Regions from separate parts of the Homo sapiens genome. Here all the other regions are linked to region 2. The links are chromatin contacts, found by Hi-C or POLR2A ChIA-PET in ENCODE. All regions are on one chromosome and are shown on one strand. The core of a region is the stretch at or near the end of the contact, and the rest is flanking DNA. Distances in the headings are between cores, read along the strand shown.

Region 1 (4,708 bases), core at 865-3,364, 390 kb after region 2:
TGGCTTGGGCTCAGAGGCCTGACAATGTCTAATGTTGGAGAGAGGATGGAGTAACAGAAATGCTCACACACTACTGGGGGAGTGTGAATTTGTACAACCATGTTGGAAGACTATTTAGCTTTACCTAGTAGAGGTGAACTTTTGTATGTCTTATGACCCAGGAATTTCACTTCAATTTATGCCCTAGAAAAATTATTGCACCTGTGTGTCTGTAGGCAAAGATATTCACAGTAGCCTCATGTATAATAATGAAAAATTGGAACTAACCTAAAAGTTCATTAATAAAAGAATGACTAAATAAATTTTGCTGTATTCACATAATGGAATATACACATAAGTGAAATAAACTACAGTCACATGCCTCAATATGGAGAACCCCAGAAGTGTTAAATTTAGTTAAATAAGTATCTTACAGAAGGATGTACAACTGCATACATTATACTTGCATAAAGAATTCCATTAATATAAATTTCAAAACATGATCACTACGCATTGCATACAGGTATCAAAATATCACATGTACCTCCAAAATATGTACAACTATTATATATCAATTTAAAAATTACATTAAAACATGTAAAACTAATTAACATATTATCTAAAAATACAAACACATGATTAAACTATCACAAAAGAAGGGAAATTAAGCACAGGAAAAGATGCTCAGTATCATTAGTCATTAGGGAAATGTAAATGAAAACCACAGTGAGTCACCATTTCATACCCACTAGGATGGCTATAATCAAAAAGACAGATAATACAAAGGGTTGATAAGGATGTGGAGAAACTGGAACCCTCATACTTCTACTGGAAATGTAAAATGCTGTCATCACTTTGGAAAACAGTCTGGCAAAGTGTGAAACACTCTGAAAGACAGTTACTCAAAAGTTTAAATACAGAGTTACCATATAACCCAGCAATTCCACTCCAAGGTATTGAAATACTCCAAAAGAACTGAAAATGTAAGACTACACAAACTTGTACTTGAATGTTCATAACAGCATTATTCATAATAGTCAAAAATGTAAACAACCTAAATGTCCATCAACAGACAAATGAACAAATAAAATGTGATGTATTCACACAATGGAATATTACTCAGTAATAAAAAGGAATGGCATATTGATACAGTCTGCAACATAGATGACCCTTGAAAACATGTTAAGTGAAGGAGCCAGACACAAAAGACCACATATTCTATAATTTTATTTCTATGAAATACCCCAAATAGGAAATCTAAATAGAAATAAAATTGATTAGTGATTGCCTAGGGTGGGAGTTAGGGGAAAGGGGAGAATGAATATAACTGCTAAGAAGTACAGGGTTTCTTTAGGGGATAATGAAAATGTTTTAAAATGTATTGTAGTGATGGTTGTACAACTCTGTTAATGTACAAAAAACATTAATTATATACTTTAAATGGGTCCATTGTATGATATGTGAATGATATTGCAAAAAAAGCTGTTATAAAAGATAAAATAAGGGCATGGGAGTACAAACAAAAATTTATAATAATGGTTACCTTTGAGAGGGAGAGAATGGAATAGAATTAGGGAGGAACCCACAGAACATTTCACAGTAAGATGCTTTTTATTAAACTAGATGATGGCACACATTGGTATGCTATATCATAATCTAATAACATAGACATATGTTATTAAATAATTAAAATTATTTTAATGGCTAAGAAGCATATGAAAAAGTTTAACCCCTCAAATATTAATAAGACAACAATCACATTGTTATTTTTAAACCTGTGAAATTACTAAGTGTTTGCATTTGTGTGGTGAAACACATGATCTTATACACTGCTGGTGGGGGGGGTGTTGGACATTGGTAGAAGCTGTCTGGGGAACAAATCTCACAACATGTACCATGAACCTTAAAATATGCATACTCTTTCATCTGGCATTTCTATTTCTGGGAGTATATTTATATCCTTCTCCCTCTGAATCTGGGAAGGCCCCGTGACTTGCTTTGACTGACAAGGTGAAGCAGAAGTAAGGCACTGGGACTTCCAGGCCTAGGCCTTAAGAGGACTGTCTGGGAATTTCCACTCTCTACATCCTGGAAGCTGGTCACCACGCTATAAATAAGCTCAGGCTACACTGCGGAATGATGAAAAGCCACACGGAGAGAGGCCCAGGAGGAGAAGAGACTGTCTTGGATGGGACAGCCCCAGCCACTCATCAGCTGAATGCAGCTCCATGAGCAACCTCAACTATACCACAAGGAGCAGAACTTCCCAGCTGAGCCCAGCCAGCCCACAGAATAGTGAGAAATGAATCATTGTCTTTGTTTTAAGCCACTAAGTTTGGGGGTGATTTGCAATGCAACAACAGAGCTAAACAATATCCTAAAGACATAATGAGAGATGTGAACAAATATTTATGGACAAGGCTGCACATAAGTGTTACAGGCAATAATAAAAAATTAGAATGTATCTAAATGCCTGTGTTGGCATCTATTGTTTCTTTGTCTACTCAGCATCATTTCTATTTTGTAACAGAATCCAGAATTTAAGAAAACCTCCCTCCTCATTTTCAGTCAATGTGGTTCCAATGAGGTTTTTCCCTACCCAGGAGTGAACATATGACTCAGACTTGGCAAAAGACCCCTTGGGGTTAGTTCAAGGATGGGCCATGACTCACGCAATGTGGTCACAATCAGAGTGAATCCAAGACTTGCTCAGGAGTTGTAGGAAAGTGTTCTTTCTTTTTAGACTGTTCGTAGCCAGAATGATTGAAGATGAGAGTTTCTAAGGTTGAGAATTAAGTGAACACCACAGAAGGTAGAACTGGGGGATGCAGAGAACCATGTCTACATGACATTTTTTAGTCCCTACATCAAGCTATACCCTGGACTTTCGGGTATTTAAGCCAGTATGAGTCCTTTGGCTTAATCCAGTTAAGTTGGGTTTTCTGTCTCTTGCAATCAAGATTCCTAACCAGTATAAGGTCTGTCTAAGTCAGGGAAAGTTTGTTTGCAAAGGAAAAGACATTCACCCAAACTAATTCCAGAAAACCAGGGAAAGTAAAGGAAGCAGAGATTCTTATGGAATTCACGAGAATTAGAAATTTAACAAACTGCAAATCTCTCCATTTTTTGTAGTTTCTATTTTAAATGTGTCTGCATCCTTTTTTTCTGCTTTATAGCTGGTTCTTCTGTCCTTTTAATACAGAAATTATCATAATAATCTCAGTTATTATGATAACCAGATGTTGTAAACCAGATGGTTCATAAAGTCAAAAAAAATTATGGAACCCAGACTTTATGTTACCTTTAAACTTGTTTCCCACACATCTAGATCACATAGTATCAGTATCCCAGTGCTAAATTCCCAGAGTAAAGATCTGATGGGCCCAGCTTTGGCCAAGTGTCTACCATGTCCAAAATCAATATTTATGATGTCTCTAGGGGTTCTCTTTTTTGAAGCTGTGAGCTGAACATGTTTTCTAAAGAAAGATGTGGTCAAGGAGTAAATTATCTGCATTTCTAGAACACCACAAAACAAAGGAGGAATAAGTAAGCAAATGGTGATGCAGTATGTAACTTATGCAGTCACCCAAAACATGTTTTCAAAAAGCACTTAACATTATTCAACAAATGATGCAGGGACAACGGGATTGCCACATGCAAAGGAATGGAGTTGGACTCACCTCATGCCATGTACAAAAATCAACTGCAAATGGATCAAAGAGCTAAATATAACAGTTAAAACTATAAAACTCTTAGAAGAAAACTTAGTTGTACATCTCCATGACCTTAGATTTGGCAATGATTTCTTAGATGTGAGACCAAATGATAAGCAACAAAAGAAAAAATAGGTAAGTTGGGCTTCATAAAATTAAAAGCTTTTGTGTATCAAAGCACACTGTCAAGAGAGTGAAAAGACAGCCCATAGAATAGGAGAAAATATTTATAAATCCTATATCTGATAAGGGTTTAATGTCCAGAATAGGTAAATGATTTATATAACTCAACAGCAACAACAAAACCACCCAATTTTAAAAAAGGCAAAAGACTTGAATTGACATTGCTCTAAAGAAGATATACAAATGGCCAACAAACACATGGAAAGACATTCAATGCCATTAGTGGTTACGAAAATGCAAATTAAAACCACAAAGAGTTATCATGTCATCTCTACCAAGATAACTATATTCAAAAACGTAGACAATAACAAGTGTTGGAAAGGATGTGGAGAAATTGGAACACTCACACATTGCTAGTGGAAATGTAAAATGGTGGACTCACTGTAGAAAACAATTTGGCATTTCTTCAATAAGTTAAACATAGAATTACCAGATGATTCAGCAATTCTGCTCCTAGCCGTATATCTAAAAGAATTGAAAACAGATGTTCAGACAAAAACTTACACATAAATGTTCACAGCAGCAGTATCCACAATAGTCAAAAAGTAGAAACAACCCAAATGTCCATCAAATAATGAGTGGATAAACAAAATGTGGTACAACCATACAATGAAATATTATTCAGCCTTAAAATGGAATGAAGTACGATACAGGCTACGACATAGATATCCCTGAAACATTATGCTAATGAAATAATCCAGTCACAAAAAGACCACACATTATATGATTCATTCATATGAAATGTCTCCCATAGGCAAATCCATAGAGACATAAATAAGTTTTGTGGTTGCTACAGAAAAGGGGAAAAATTGGGGAATAAGGTTTAATGGGCA
Region 2 (4,529 bases), core at 1,107-3,606:
CAGAGTCACCTACATGGCAACGATGGGCTTAAGCAGAAAATAGTCATTTAAAAAGAGATTACTACAAGCAGGGCACTTGGTGATGGCACCTGGGGCAGCAGCTCTGCAAGACATTGCCTTCAAGTTGAACTGTCACTCAAGGACGGGTGACTCAGTCCCAAGTAACCTTAATAAGAACCCAAGTAACAGGGAAAGCCACTTAAGGGATTGGTAGCTCTGGAGAAACAGAATCTCCTTTTGTTTGTAACTGGATAGAATTAAGGGGATTTCACAAAAGAGGGACTCTTGGGGACTTACTCCAAACCTGGCGACTACAGGCAGCAGGTCTGTCCTCTGGATGGCTGGCCCCTCCCTACTCTGTTTCAAAGTCTAGGGCTTGTGGGCCTGGGCTCTGAACTTGGTCACTGGCCTGGTGGGACCTTTGGATTTGTGATTAAATTCTCCCACACTTGAAGAGGTCCGACTTGTACTGACACAGCCAACTCTTCCCCTGAGCTGGACGTGGCCCCAGGATGGTGCCATTTTTGCCTGGAGCTCCTCTGCAGGTTTTTCAGTGGCCCATGACACTGAGAACACAAAGGCAGAGGTTAAGATGGAAAGAGATTCTTTGGCAAGATGTTTGCTGCTTACTGGGTAACGGTATGCTCTCCACGTTGCCCTGCCTCCCTGCAGAAAGGCAAAGCCACGGGAAGGTTCTAGCCAATGGGCTGTGAGCAGAAGTGCTGCCTGGGACTCCTGGATAAAGCATCTATGGGTCAGCGTGCAGCCCTCCCGCTCTCTCCTTCCCAGCTGTGGTGACTAAAGCCCTGGGTTGAGAAGGAGGCAGCCTGGATTCAAGCACCTGGATTGCTGAGTCACCATGGGGCAGGAGGCTGCCCTGGGAGTCCCCAGACCCTCACTAGAGTCTGTGTTAGCAAGAAAGAAGCCAGCTCTGATTTCAAGGATAATTTGTTACTGTGGCAAGCCTGACCTAACCTGACTAACGTAAATGCCTCAGCACACAGGTGGCATCTGAAGAGTCCCATGAATGGGAGGGAGAACACAGACTGGAGGAGGCAGAGTTGTCTCCGAGTTCTAGCCAGCCCTAGGGGCGTGTGGAGGGCAAAGACGATGTCATCTCCACTTTACACCTGGGGAAACTAAGGCTCAAGGGGGATGAGTCATTTTCCTAAGATTGTACAGTGAGTGTTGGTGCCAGGTCTTCTCACTCAACCCTGGCCTTTTCTGTTTTGCTGTGACAGCTAAAGGGAAGGCTTTGCCAGGTGGCTGTGACTTGAGATGTCACTTTGCAGGAGGGCAGGATCATCTAGTGAGTTACCGAGGAGGAAGGGGAGAGAGGTGAGGAAGTACCTCCTTTGGGCTTGTCCTCACCTCTGCCCCATCAACCTTCCCCAGCATATCCTCCCAGACTCCTGACAGGTGCAGGCCCTTCGCTCTCAGGCTGCTGGGCAGTAGTATGTAGGACCTTGGGTTGGGGAGGGAAGGCATCACCTACCATTGACTGAGGGCTTACTGTGAGGACTCTATATGGGTCAACTCATTTAATTCTCACAACAATCCAATGATCTCCATCACAAATAGAAAATCTGTGACACAGCAAAGTAATTTGTCCATGGTCCAACAGCTAGAGCCAGGATTCCAACAACCGGGGCAATGTAGTCCCAGAGACCTCTCAACATGCTGTGATTCTGCTTCCAGGTATTGGGGAAAATAGAGATGGTGGAGACACAGAGAAATAGACAAACACACAGCCTCACACACACACAGAGCACAGCACTGTTGTAGCCACTCAAGTGGACTCTCCTGGCAGGGATACCCACCAAGCCCTCCTGGGCTGTCAGGGTGTGGCATGCTCCAGCCACCAGACAATTGGTGGACAGCACAGAGTAGGGCAGGAGCAGGGCAGGCCTGCCACAGCATGCGACGGACGTGGAGCCCACGTCAGTTCTTGCTCCTTCCATTCTAGGAACCTTCTGCTTCAGCTGAGCACAGGCATTTTTACAGGAGCCCTTGCCTCAGAACCACCCCATGACCTCCTGGTCAGAAAAGTCCCATCTGTCTCCAAAATACCCCACACAGTGGGCCACAGTCCCGCATGACTGGCCTCCCTGCATCCCTGCACGAAAACTAGGCCACCGTGTCCTTCAGACCATAATGGGAGGCCCTGCGGAGAGCTCCATCAATCACATCACAGGAGAGATAAAGCCTGGCCAGCTGGAAAATTGGGATAAGTACAGCAGCAGAGCCATTCCTCAGCCAGAAGGTTTCTCCCTCCACAGCCTGGGTGCGGGAATGAGAGACCAGTATGTGGCTGTTCTCATGCTCGCAGGCATTATGAAGAGGGTGCTTTGTGTCCCTCACATGCCACCCGTGCTCAATGATCTAAGACCTCCCTCCCCTCCTGCTCCCTAGGTCTACACCATTTGGGGTCAAAGCTGTGCAGCAGGCTCTGGAAGGCACATCCCAGGACCTCTCCCTCCCCTGGTCCCTAATTAATGGCTTCTACAAAACCTCTCAAGTTGGTATTCAACAAATACTGCACCCCTTCTGCTCTGTCTCCAAAGTTTCACACAGTTAGGGGATGTCTTTGAGCCCACAGGGCAGATGGCAATGTTGCCATAAATCTGTGCTCCATCACAGAACCCACCCCCAAGGCAATTTAACCCATGAACTCTCACTCCCCATGCTGGGCAGAGCCTTGTGCTAGGTGCTTTGACTTCATGACTCATTTAATCCTCCCAGCAGTGTTGTGCAGTGGGACATTAGTTAGGACTGAGTTCAGCTGTTAAGTGACAGGCCTCTCTCAGATAACAGTAGCTGCTGGAACCAGTGCCTCTCAGATTTTATTTTGTACACAAGTCACTTGCAGATCTTGTTAAAATGCAGATTCTGATTCAGCAGGTCTGGGGTGGGGGTCAATATTCTGCATTTCTAACAAATTCCCAGATCATACCAATGTGGCTGATCAAGCATCAGAGGCTTAAATTAGATAGTGATCAATTTCCCTGACAGGCGAATGATATCCAAAGGGGAGAGCCATAGGCTGGTATGTGGTTTGATTGTGTCCTTTTCCTCATCCTTTCTCAATATCTATTGTCTTCCTCATAGTACAAGATGGCTGCCCAAGAACCAGCCATCACATCCATATTTTAGCCAGTAGGAAGAAGGAATAGTTGAAGAAATTCAGGCTTGCTCCTTTGGAACACTCCTTAGAAGTTGCGTATGACATTTCTATTTATATCTCATTGTCTAGAACTTAGTCACATATCTCAAGGAAGCCTGGGAAATGTTTGCATTATCCCAGACAATTATGTATGCAGCTAAAAATTGGTGATGGTAGTGGATGGGCTATTATAATACAAAGGAGGACAGGAAGAATGGATATTAGTGACAGGTATTCTCACCTCCATCTTACACATGAGAAAACTGAAGGACAAGGAGCCTAAGAATTTTGACTGAGGAGTAAATGAGTTAATGTATACGCACATGATAACCACTAGTTGATACTTTTCATCCCTGAGCCTGTTTGTAGTGTTATGGATACCTCAAGATGATGTAGCAATGTGCCTGGCACAAAGCAGACACCCCATTGATGTCCTCTTGTCTCGGTATTACCACAAAGGCAGGCCTAAAGACCTCCTGGGTTTGAAATGCCTGGAGAGTTAGGTGCCAAGGACCTCGTCCAGGAGTGTGCCAGAGCCAGGGAAGCCAGATTCCTGTAAGTGAGTTCTCTACCTCCCTCAGCCATAACCAGGCATCTTTAAACCATCTGCACTTGTATAGAGCATGAGTTGAAAATATCTCAAAGCCTGTGCAGGGGCATTTGGAAGGTGTGATATGGCCGCCAAGTAAGGAATGCTTTTCTACCGCTAAGTTACTTGACAAATCCAGAAATACAGGCTTTGGGGATCACCCACATAGCTTCTTGAAACTAAATTTTAAGTGAAAGTTACGAAGGCAGAGACTGGCTAGAAGTTCATGAGTCTACTTCCTCTTCCTGGGCAAGCTGACTGCATTCCCTGGCCCCCTTGCAGGTGACGGTTGCCATGGATGGAAAGGGAGTGGAGGAAAGTGAGCCCCTTCTGGCCCTGGGCGTGAAGGCTGTTCTCTTGCTCTTGGCTTTTCAGCTGACAAATGGAGAGGAGGAAGGGGAGTACTCCACGGAGGCCCTGAGGGTCCATGGCACCAGGCAGCATGCCCTGTGGGTGCCCGCTGGTGTGCCTTTGGGATCCCTTTCCTGGACTCACCGCTTCTTACTCCAAGAAACGTAACCTCCAGCCTGGGAGCTTTCATCGGCAGCAGGGTCGGGCTCCAGCTGCCTGTGGCATGGGCCAGAGTGCTGGGGAGTGCAAGCCCCTCAGCCAGTGGTGAATAAATACCCCCACTCCCACTGCCCTCGAGTGGGATGACTCTGACATGTGTCCTACACAGCGGCCCAGGTCCCCAGCAGGAAGGAGCTCCAAGTGCCCACAGCGATGACAGCTCATGAACACTTCCTCCATCTGCTTCTTTTCCCTGTTTCACTTTCC
Region 3 (4,933 bases), core at 2,358-4,857, 300 kb after region 2:
CTAGGTCCTCCTGAAATGTGAAATATCCTTTTGTCCAGAATACCCACGATGTATACCACATAGTAGTTGTTTTGGTTATCAGTTTGAAAAAACAGAGAATATATAGGATTCAGTACTATTTGAGGTTTCAGGCATCTGGTGGGGGGTCTTGGAAGGCATCCCATGCAGATAAGCAGATAAGAGGGGACTACTGTGCATACAACTTTGTATACTTCCTTTTTTTTTTTTTTTTTGCTTAAAGGAATATCAAGAGAATTTGCTCATGTTAACACTTTTTTCCCCCATTTTCTAATTTGTCAAATGAGTTTAAATGAGGTGATAAAATTGTTGGAAGTTGGGAGGTTACTAATCTGTTGTAATAAGATTTAAATAAAATAATATATTTTCAAAGTGCTTAGCTTGGGGCCTGGCATATAGTAAACTCTTCATAAATGGTAGCTATGACCATAGATTATTACTAAAATCTCATTTTAATGCCAGCATATTTCATTCTAAGTAGCATATTTAACCACCCACCCTTTTATTGTTCTGAGCTTGTTTCCAATTCTCCCCATTAAAAATTGTAGCACTGCAAGGATATCTTTGAGTATAACTTTTTGTTTCCTTTACAAAATTATTATTTCTTTAAAATAGATGACTCGGTTGAAAGATATAAACATTTTAAAGGCTTTTTGTTATATATTGACAAATAACTTCCCAGTGTTAATAACACTCAGTATTAATAACTGGCAGAAAATTTGGTACTAGGAAGTTATTTATCTATGTATAATAAAAATTGTATCAAATTTCTGGCCAACCACAAACGGGATTGCCCATCTTTCTGCATCCTCACCAGTAGTCAATCTTCTTTTTAAATCTACAAACGTAGCAGGTGAAAATTTGATTTTGTTGTTCTTTGAATTTGTATTTCTTGAAATTACCAATGAAGTAAAAATATCTTCATTAACCATCTGTATTGAATTATCTCTTCATGATCCGTACAGTAAAAGATATTTTATCAGTCAAATACCCTAATGGTTTGGATTTTCTTTTGTGTGTGGTATTTCTCATCTCAAAACCTGTCAGAAACACACTCACTTCCTACACACAACTAGAAAGGCTATCAGTAAGACTATTTGGGATTTTGCCAGAGATGCCTTTAAATTTAATCATACAACTACTAAATATTATATTTGACAAAGATTCACTCTATGTATCCATACAGTGGTTCTTAACCACAGATTCTATCCAGGATGGGTGAGAAAGAAAGGGGTGGGAATAACCAGAGCCCAGGCTGCAGCTGTAACCCACAGCCCATCTGACCTGTGCTCCGCCCTAAGTGAGCATCTGAGCCCAGGCCATGCAAACAGAAACTCAGGACTCAGAGGGACACCCACCTCTCCCAGCTAGCATCTGGTCACAAACTGAGTAGCAGAGCTAGGATTCAACACTGGGCCGCGTGGGCCCCAAAGTGGATGCTCTTGGCCCACCAAACCACACAGGGTCCCTTAAAAACAGGGTCTCTGAACATGAGAATATCCAAAGTTTATATTCTGAGAGCCTCAATAAGATTTTTATGAGGAAGGCATCTTACTAATTTTTATCCTCAAAGTAAAATTGCTGTCTCCAGGAAGGAAATGCATTTCCTTGTGAACGCTTGCCGGGGTCCTTTAATTCTAAGAGAGAAACTGAGGTCGAGTGTCATCCTGGCTCCCAGAGAGGCATTTATTCTTACTGTGACTCAATTTCCTCTCGTAAAAAAGGGAAAACATTCCAACCTCTCCCAGAAAGATGGCGAAGATGCTGGGCTTTGTTGGTCCTTGCACGGGGAAAATGACTGTGGAATACCAGATCCTGAGGACTGTTTTGTAGAGATTATATAGCATCTGTCATTCACACAATGCCTGCTGATTAATAACGATTGAAATTATTGTGAAAGTAATTTGCAAGTACAAAGCAGGATCTGCATAAATCTTGCCAAGAGTTCTGAATACCAGTCCCAGTAAAGTTTTAACCAAGAGAGCAGGCATTTTTCCCACCAGTCCCTCAACCCTCACAAGTGTCAAGTCACTCACTAACAGAATGTATACTCCACCATTTAACAGTGACTTGATTTCTTTTAGGGGCTGATCTAATTTCTGGAGGATACTGCTCCACGATGCCATGTTAATTCATATGATTGATTTAATGCATCTCTCCCTTCCAGTATGGAGAGCCATAAAAATACTCATCTTTCTGAGCTACAGAAATTGGTTTTCTAGTTTATGTTCTGCAGAAGTACTCAATGCTGTTCGTCAGAAAGGAATTGAGACTACATGCTTCTGTCTCTGAATCTGAACCAAGGGGGATATAAAGTGTGTCTTGATAGACCCCAATGACTCAGATGGTGCTGCTTTAAATTTTCAAGTTGGATTTAAACTCAGGAACCAATTTTACCAGTTGAGATGTCCAAAACAGGTTTGCTTCAGCAGAGCAAGCTGAAGTTAGCTGCTTTGCCTGAATTAAACAAATGCTGGCAGTGCTATCAGGACCCTGGCATGGCCAGATGGCAATTGCCACACCTTGCCAGTTACCAATCAGCGTTCAACAGCTGGGCTTGACCAAACAGCAACTGTCCTTGACCCTGGCTTCTGATCATCTGTTGGCTATAAATAGAAGTGGGGTGTCATGAAAAGAGAGCAAAGTACTTGATGCTAGCAATTCAGGAAATCCATCTGAAAAACAACATAGCCAGCTCAATGTATTGAGCTAGTTTCAGGATTACTTAAGAATGGAAAAACATAAAGTCTAAGAATAAGACATTATTCCAACATTGAGATGCCTGCAGCAAAAAAACAATGTGTGCTTTTACGAAATGAAGGCTAGACTATTTCCAGATTATGTATGTAGTCATATTGAAGACACCAAGTATCAGCATTTGAAGTCCCCTGGGTTTGACAGATAACAACTGTTAGAGTTTGTTTAAGAAAATAGGAAAGCATATCCAAAATCTAGTGTCTTACTTTTCCTGTACCAAAAAATATGCAGGCAAAAAAAAAAAAAAATGCAGTAGCCCACAGTTCTGCTTCATGTGATGTCACTTAACGTATTCATTAGACATCATATTAGAGCTAAAAAACTGACAGATGAGTGTTTTATTGACTACATCAGATCTGGGTAGTCCTAAAATAAAGCACTGGGAAGAGAATCTCTATGTGTTATGCAGCTAAATATTCACATTGTCCAAAGACAAAAGACAGACGGTGGGAAAGAAGCAGACAATGACATTTTTAGAAACAAAACTGAAATTACCTTAGATCTGCTGGACGAGATGGAAACCACACATTCAGGAGAAAATGCAAACACAATCCAGCAAGAAAGGAAAGAGCAACAAGGTGGAATCAAAAAAACAAAAGAAAAGAGCTGAGTTTAAGCTCCAGAGAGATTTAAATTAAACTGCCCTTGTCCTTTTGCAGGGCCCTGCTTTTAAAGGTTAAGGCACAAACACAGGCAGGCCTTGCAGCCTCCTCTCTGTGTCCCCTCTCACTCTAGACAGCTGGGGATGTCTTTCATGTCTGACAACTGCGGTGGGAGAGTGTGTGGACAGAACCAGCAACTGTGGGCTTGGCGGGACTCCACGAAGCCAAGGACGGGCCAGCAGGGCAAGCCTGGTAGTGCATAGCTTCTTCTTCCTCATCTATAATACAATGGATCCAACTTTTTCTTAACTGCCGAACGGTTCACCTTGCCTAGAGAAAGCCGATTTATCAAGACAGGGAAACTGCAATGGGGAAAGAGTAATTCATGCATGGCCCACTGTGCAGGAGACCGGAGTTTTATTATTACTCAAATCAGTCTCTCGGAGCATTTGGGGATCGGAGTTTTTAAGGACAATTTGGCGGCCAGGAGCTCAGGAAGTGGGGAGTGCTGACTGGTCAGGTTAGAGATGGAATCATAGGGGGTTGAAGTGAATATTTTTTGCTGTCTTCTGTTCCTGGGTGAGATCAAAGAACTGGTTGAGCCAGATTACGCGTCTGGGTGGTATCAGCTGGTGCATGAAGTGCAGAGTCTGCAAAATATCTCGGGCACTAATCTTGACTTTTACAATAGTGATGGTATTCCCAGGAGCAATTTGGGGAGGTTCAGACTCTTGCAGTCAGAGGTTGCATTGTCCCTAAACCATAATTTTTAATCTTGTAGCTAATCTCTTAGTCCTACAAAGGCAGACTGGTTCCAGTCAAAGGGCTATTATTTAGTTTGTTTCAGAGTTAAACTATAAACAACTAAATTTCTTTCTAAGCTTAGTTTGCCCTGTGCCCAGGAATGAACAAGGACAGCTTAAAGGTTAGAAGCAAGATGGAGTTGGTTAGGTCTGATGTCTTTCACTGTCATAATTTCCTCAGTTACAATTTTTGCAAAGGCAGTTTCACTTTGTGCTCAGAGGACCTTCTTTCAAAGTCAAAAATGGTTCTTGGTGTACAAGTAGTTAGACTTTCAGTGACTTGAGTGATGAAAAGACTGAAAGCTACTAGGGATCAGTAGGGCTTTTAAATATAATTTATATTTGGTTCCTTATCACACCATCTATATAGATTTGGGAACAAGTCGTATAAAGTCTGTGAAATTTTTGAAATAACTGAAACAAGTTATCGTTTCAGTCTACAGATGGATTGGAGGTCACGTGATCTGGCTTTGGTGCTGACTGCTGGAGGATGTTTGTGGTGATGGAAATTTGAAATTCCTGTGGTGGCCTTTTCCCTGATTTCAGGGGCATTGATGTCTTTTTTTTTGAAATGTGCCTCTGTGGTGGGATTTGACAAAGAATTAGTTTGTTTTTTGGTTGTTTTCCATTACCCAATCAAACTAATCTCAATCCAAATTCAGACGACCCCTTTTCCCTTTCCCTCACAAAATCTTTCTTTTCTCCAAAGTCTTACACATATTGGCCCCAGGTTTTGGGTCACTGTTCACTCAC

The links. Hi-C counts contacts between places; a loop is a spot of excess contacts on that map. ChIA-PET counts read pairs that join two places held with the same protein, here RNA polymerase II (POLR2A). Pooled maps may share reads with other maps.
Region 1: a pooled map shows a loop between it and region 2 (2.6-fold over the local background). The contact joins two enhancer-like sites. A Hi-C loop is called at or near these places in 3 of 50 pooled maps. POLR2A ChIA-PET finds 5 or more read pairs at or near these places in 2 of 52 experiments (K562 and OCI-LY7).
Region 3: a loop to region 2 is called in a pooled map, with 1.9 times the contacts of the local background. The contact joins two enhancer-like sites. A Hi-C loop is called at or near these places in 3 of 168 maps with a recorded cell type or tissue (HCT116, OCI-LY7 and gastrocnemius medialis), 2 of 37 single-sample maps with no recorded cell type and 6 of 50 pooled maps. POLR2A ChIA-PET finds 5 or more read pairs at or near these places in 1 of 52 experiments (OCI-LY7).

Annotation. Positions count from the first base shown.
Region 1 is chr3:16,739,502-16,744,209 of GRCh38, reverse strand. All of the region lies in intron 1 of PLCL2UT (PLCL2 upstream transcript), which reads right to left. Among named protein-coding and RNA genes, the nearest start is that of PLCL2UT, 18 kb to the right of the region's middle. Within about 2 kb of position 2,114, at least 4 of the 41 ENCODE cell types and tissues checked have a DNase peak (open chromatin) inside an H3K27ac peak, as active enhancers do.
Region 2 is chr3:17,134,063-17,138,591 of GRCh38, reverse strand. No RefSeq gene overlaps it. Among named protein-coding and RNA genes, the nearest start is that of PLCL2-AS1, 82 kb to the right of the region's middle. Within about 2 kb of position 2,356, at least 5 of the 41 ENCODE cell types and tissues checked have a DNase peak (open chromatin) inside an H3K27ac peak, as active enhancers do.
Region 3 is chr3:16,836,430-16,841,362 of GRCh38, reverse strand. No RefSeq gene overlaps it. Among named protein-coding and RNA genes, the nearest start is that of PLCL2, 46 kb to the left of the region's middle. Within about 2 kb of position 3,607, at least 8 of the 41 ENCODE cell types and tissues checked have a DNase peak (open chromatin) inside an H3K27ac peak, as active enhancers do.